Regions from separate parts of the Mus musculus genome. Here region 2 is linked to region 1. A link is a loop called in an ENCODE intact Hi-C map of the cell type or tissue named here. Cell type or tissue: heart. All regions are shown on one strand. Links, peaks and the distances in the headings refer to the core of each region. The heading gives the core; the rest is flanking DNA. Region 1 has its middle 50 kb from the start of Gadl1. Region 2 has its middle 45 kb from the start of D330037F02Rik.

Evidence for each region. A loop is a pair of places that touch in the nucleus more often than their neighbours do. Peaks named below come from ENCODE experiments on the same cell type or tissue, not always from the same donor. Only the 100,000 strongest peaks of a DNase experiment are listed, where the experiment ranks them.
Region 2: a loop joins it to region 1, with 2.8 times the contacts of the local background. A loop is called at or near these places in 15 of 42 quality-filtered maps.

The regions. Positions count from the first base shown.
Region 1 is chr9:115,857,685-115,860,600 of GRCm38, reverse strand. No RefSeq gene overlaps it. Among named protein-coding and RNA genes, the nearest start is that of Gadl1, 50 kb to the left of the region's middle. In heart, for the core only: a CTCF peak has its summit at 1,554 (motif pointing right); no DNase peak of the experiment used is centred there.
Region 2 is chr9:115,709,068-115,711,983 of GRCm38, reverse strand. No RefSeq gene overlaps it. Among named protein-coding and RNA genes, the nearest start is that of D330037F02Rik, 45 kb to the right of the region's middle. In heart, for the core only: a CTCF peak has its summit at 1,769 (motif pointing left); no DNase peak of the experiment used is centred there; H3K27ac peaks cover 81 bases.

The DNA.
Region 1 (2,916 bases), core at 231-2,730:
TCGATCTGCATGTACAGTCTGCTGATGTTTAAATGGACCAATCATGTGAAACCGCTCCAATTCCTCCCCCAACCCCAGACCCTTTTCTATAAAAACCCCTAGCTTCCAAGCCTCATGGTCGAATCCACTGTCTCCTGCGTGAGATATGTTTTGACCCGGAGCTCCGCCATTAAACTACCTTGTGTATTTACCTCAAGACGGTCTGTTTGAGATTTTTGGGTGCACACCGAATAGGGAACAGAGTGGGAGTTTCCCCACTAGGTTCTTTCAAAACTAAAGATAATTAACAGTGACGACAGAGAAAGGAGTATTCAGTGTGGGAAGTATTCATCTAGGAAGAGGAACAAAGGCATAGTGGACCCTAAGTCTCCCCCGTTCCCCATACCCCACTGATGCACACCTTTGTTAAATGAGAAGGGAGCCCCTTGGTCCTGTGGTGGCTCAATGACCCAGTGTAGGGGAATGCTAGGGCGCTGATGTGGCAGTGGGTTTATGGGTGGGAGGAGCACCCATAAACCCACTGCCAGGGGGAGGGGAAAGGGGGCTTGAGGAGGGGAAACTGGGAAGGGGGTAACATTTGAAATGTAAATAAATAAAATAACCAATTAAAAAAAGAAAAAAAAATGAGGTGGTATTACTTGCAGGCCCTTGGAGAACTTTCAAATAAATTATATACAGACATGATAACACAAAGCTCTTCTGGGTCCTGATGTGAGGTTTAGGTTTAAATAGCAGGCAAGAGGTAGGCATGGCTAAGTAGTCCTGGTGAAGGTGTGGTGCCACCCAGCCTGTCTCTAACAAGTTGCCAGAACTTTGTGGAACCTCTTCTTAGAGACAAGTTCCCCCTCAGGCCAGCATTGGGGTTTAGCTTTTTCTTTTCCACAGCACAAGATATCTCTGGGGAAATTGGAATTCCTTGGACCTATTAATTCAATAGTAGTCTGACAGTGAACCGGAGGGGCACCGTGTCTCTTTAGACTATCTTCAGTCTTGCCAGAACAGTTAAAGCACCCTTGAGAATTAGGTATGCTTTATTTGAGAACAAATTAAATTCCATGGTTTGAGTACACTACTTTGAGTCTAAGCAGGTGGTGCTACCACGTCGGCGTCTAAGCGGACAGTAGTAGCAACGGCATAGCTGGCTTCCTCTGGTCAGGATTGGTTTGCAAACGCAACTGTGGCATACTCACTCAGACCTTTTTTCCTCTGCCTCTCAGGCGCTGAGATTCTCAAGTTCTGGCTTGTGTGGTGAATATGACAGTTTGTGTTCATGGGTATAAATGGACTGATTTTTTCTCCCAAGACATATCAGCATCTATATATTCTGGGACAGCTCTCTTGAGTTCTCTGTGAGCTGAGCTTGTCTGACTTACCTTTCTTCTTCCTGCCCAGCTTCTCTCAGTCTTTAGGGCCAGAAGGGGACATTCAGGACACTCATGTGCACAAGTTATTCATTTCCACAGGGTACCAGACTGGCATCTCACTGAAAGGGCATGCCTGGGAACCCTCCTACTCTGAATTCTGACTTGGGTCTGTGTACCCTCCAGGCCACTGGGGGGCAGGGTTTGTTCATCCACATGGCCACTGGTTCTCAAGACTGCTGTAGCCAGAAGATAGTGTACACCAGCGTAGGACAGAGACTCAAGCACCGAGTGGTGATGTCTTAATGCATGTTCTCGGATGGCCTAAATGGAAATTAATGCAGGCATCAGGCTGCTGCTACAGGAGCAAATTTTGATAAGGCAGGAAGAGGAGATAAGAGAAGCAATGTGTAGAGTAATTCATGCTGACGAGAGAAACCGAACAGGGAGTTTTTCTCTAGTGGTTTTGACTACTGTCCCATATTCCCTTACAACATCTTGTTATTCTTGCAAGACTGACTAGCCAAGAAACACCAAGACACATGGTACCTGACCAATGCACATTAGCATTTTCTGACCACAGAGTCACCAGTGAACTTCTTAACCCTTCCTGGCTACCTTTGGGGCCTCCTAGGCTCCTTCCTGGCAATTCTGAGGCTCTTGTGCATTTTGGTTGGCTCTACATACATTATCAAAAAAAAAAAAACAACAACAACAACAACAAGATTTATCTCTATCATTGGGTTCTGTTTCTGCTGAGACTAAAGGCCAGTGTAGAGCATAGAGGCTGTGGTTGGCAGGCTTGACTCTCTGATGCCCCCCCAACTCTATGACCTTGCCAAGTTACCTGCCTCCTCGTGTCTTGATGAGGTGGAGGCCATTGATGATCGTCTGTGAGCGCTGGAGGAGGTGATACACGTGCAGTTTCCACAGTGAGCACAGCTTCTCAACAGAGTGACCACTGGCTTTTCCACCAAAATTAAACCAAGCTGAGATAATGGTTTTGTTTGTTTGTTTGTTTGTTTGTTTGTCTTTGTCTTTTTTTTCCAGTTTCTCTGGCCATAATCTGGGCAATTAGGTAGTGCCTGGGAAGGACCAGGTCTTATGCTCTGAGGCACATGTGACTTCACATTCAATTATGAGACTTGTAATGCTTAGATCTTCCTTTGGGGATAAATAAAAATGGTAACATCTCAGTCAATGGTTGACTGACAGGCTTCCTCCCTCCCTCCCTCCCTCCCTCCCTCCCTCCCTCCCTCCCTCCTTCTCTCCTTTCCATGAAGAAAGTTCTGGAAAGAACAGCACCTTACTCTGAGCCTTCAGAGTAAACTGTCTCTTGTCCTTTTGAGGAAAGAGCTGTGTTTTTGTCGATACATTTTCTTTCTTTCTTCCTTCCTCCCTTTCTTCCTCCTTTCTTCCCCTTCTGTTCTTTGTCCTTCGTCTCCCTGCCTGCTTCATGCTTCTCCATCTTGCCATGGTGTGAAGGATGGCCATAGTGCCCGCTGGTCCCTAGACTATTGCTGTATTTTCCCAGAAGCATGTCCTAAGCATGGAG
Region 2 (2,916 bases), core at 306-2,805, 150 kb after region 1:
TCATATACCGTTTTTTTTGTCCATCTATTATGACGTCAAGAAACAATTTCGAAGTGATTTTACTTTGCATCTCAGGCTGGTGAAGGGAACTGGCCGTATGAGTATCAACATGAACCTATTGCAGTCCACATTCTCTGACTGAAGAATCAGGACACATGTTCCATTTCCTTCCAGATGCAGTCGAGGCTGGTAACTTCCCATCTTCTAAATGTTCTCTTGGGCAGATGCTGTGTCTTCCTGCCTCTGTTTCTCTCCTCCTCCAGCCTTTCCTGTAGGTCTAGGAGAAGACAATAGAAATCCATTACAATTGTAAGGTAAGTGTGATGGTTTGTATATGCTTGTCCCAGGGAGTGGCACTATTGGGAGGTAGGGCCTTGTTGGAGTAGGTGTGTCACTGTGGGTGTGGCCTTTAAGACTCTCTTCCTAGCTGCCTGGAAGGGGGTATTCTGCTAGCAGCCTTTAGATGAAGACATAGAACTCTCAGGTTCTCCTGCACTATGCCTGCCTGGACACTGCCATGTTCCCACCTTGATAATAATGGACGGAACCTCTGAACCTGTAAGCCAGCCTCAATTAAATGTTGTCCTTATAAGAGTTGCCTTGGTCATGGTGTCCGTTCACAACAGGCAAACCCTAACTAAGACGGTAAGCAAGCATGGATGGGAAGGAGGATGCTGGCGATGCCTAGGATACCATCCCGGGGTAAATCTGTAGTTGTACCACACTGCCAACTCTCCTGGGGAACAGAAGCAGAGCTTTCAGCATTACTGTGTCTGCATCAAACAGCCTGAGGTTTGCCTCCCTTACACCCCAGGGGCATTTTGCAAACTTCCCCATTGCTGATCACTTAGAGGAAGCAGCAGCTGAGCTATCTCCCTCCAGCACTTGGCTTTCCATAGAGCAGGGCCTGCTCATTATGCATGGCCTCCCTTTTCTCTGGACACACCATACACATACACACACACACACACACACACACACACACACACACACACACACACATACACACACACACACACACACACATACACACACACACACACACATACACACACACACACACATACACATACACACACACACACACACATACACACATACACACACACACACACACACATACACACACACACACACACACACACACACACACATACACACACACACACACACACACACACACCCTTCCCCTGTTCCTTCCTCCCTGTTTCTCTCTTTCCCCCATATTGCTTTCCAGGAAGGCCCTCTGAACCACTTTTTGTACACAGCAAGACAAATGTTGAGGGTACCATTGAGTTCCGGTGGCTCACAGCCTAGAACACTGGAGATAATCGGGCAATAGTCACCGGATGTCCAACGGTTCTCAATGGGGACCATTAACCGTGAAGCACATGATTGAGAGAGCCATTTATTGGTGTGTCAGATGGCCTTGGCACTGAGTTCCATTCTATGTCATTAACTTAACACAGTACAACACAGCATCGATTGCCCACGTCCACTCTGTGGGAGCCTGCCATGTTTAATGAGAAGTAAACAAGAGAATGTGGAAACAAACGGTCTCTGGGCATCCATCAGTCAGTGACCAAAGCAATGTAAGCCCATCTTGCATGAGAAAAGAAATCTCGGTGTCCTGGCGTGGGAGCACCCTCAGGGACAACTTGTTGGGAGGGAAGGATGCAGGTGACCTGACCACTTTTTTTTTTCTTTCTTTTTTTGTCACCAGATGAATGTTACGAGTGTCCCTTCGGTGTGGGGGTGTAGTGACATCTAGTGGACAACCTGTTGATTGATGTCTGACCTCAAATGACACTGCAGAATTTGGTGATTCTTGAAAAGACACCGGAGAAATGAAAGCGAAAATATAAATATGAATTTGCTACATTCTCATGATCAAAGAAAGTTCCCTCAACTTATGTTTTGTATATTTTTTGAGACTTTTTCACATTAAAATGCAGTCTTGGGGACTGGAGACGCTCACTAGGTAAGAACTCATTTGGTGGACTGTTCTTATAGAGGACGCGGTTCTGTTCCAGCCATTCACAATCATCTGTAAACCCAGTTCCGAGGGAGATCTTGTGACCTCTGTTTTCTCTGAGGGTATTGCATGCAAATGAGCCCCCCACACATAGACAAAGCATTCATACACATAAGATAAAAGTAAAAAATAAATTAAAAACATTTAAATACTGTTCTGATGTCGTATACAGTATTGATTCATAATTAGGTATCTAGCAAAATTAACAATGTTGTCTGTAGATAAAACAGTAATCCAACTCCTGAGACACTTCAAAGTCGTTATGCGAGTTGTTCTACAATCTAGAATTGGAGTGGGGTGGGGGGGTGGGGGCGAAGCAATACCAATAAGGAATTTGAGGATTTTGAGAAATTTTCTCAAATAAAAATTTCTTTTTCAGAGATGGGAATGGTTGTTCTGGATCCGATCCTGATGGGAAAATCGGGGCATTTGGAATCAAAAGAGGTTTGTGAGCCTGGTTTCTCTCGTTTCATTGATCAAGAGAGCCGGTGATACAGATCCTATCAATCTGGTTTATTGAATGATATCTTGTAAGAAGTAATTAGTGTTAAGACACGAGCAGAAAAAAATAGACAAGATCTGTCTCTCTGACTTTTGAATCGGGAACCAATTGAGAAACAGACGACAGAGTCAATGAGACAAAGGCTTAAAAATACAAATTTCACACTTGGTAGAGCGGATTAGACTCTTCCTCAGCCTGCATTCAACACAGACTTTGTGAATCCTGGGCTTTCCTCCTGGGTTCAATTGATAGTGACATGATTGAAGGCTGCGTGTCTCATGCAGTTCCTACTTTACCCGAGATTGTATTTTGTTCCGTTTTCTGCTTTTATCCTTTCCTAACACAAAGGTCTTCAGCCGTTACCCAAAACTTGGGGATG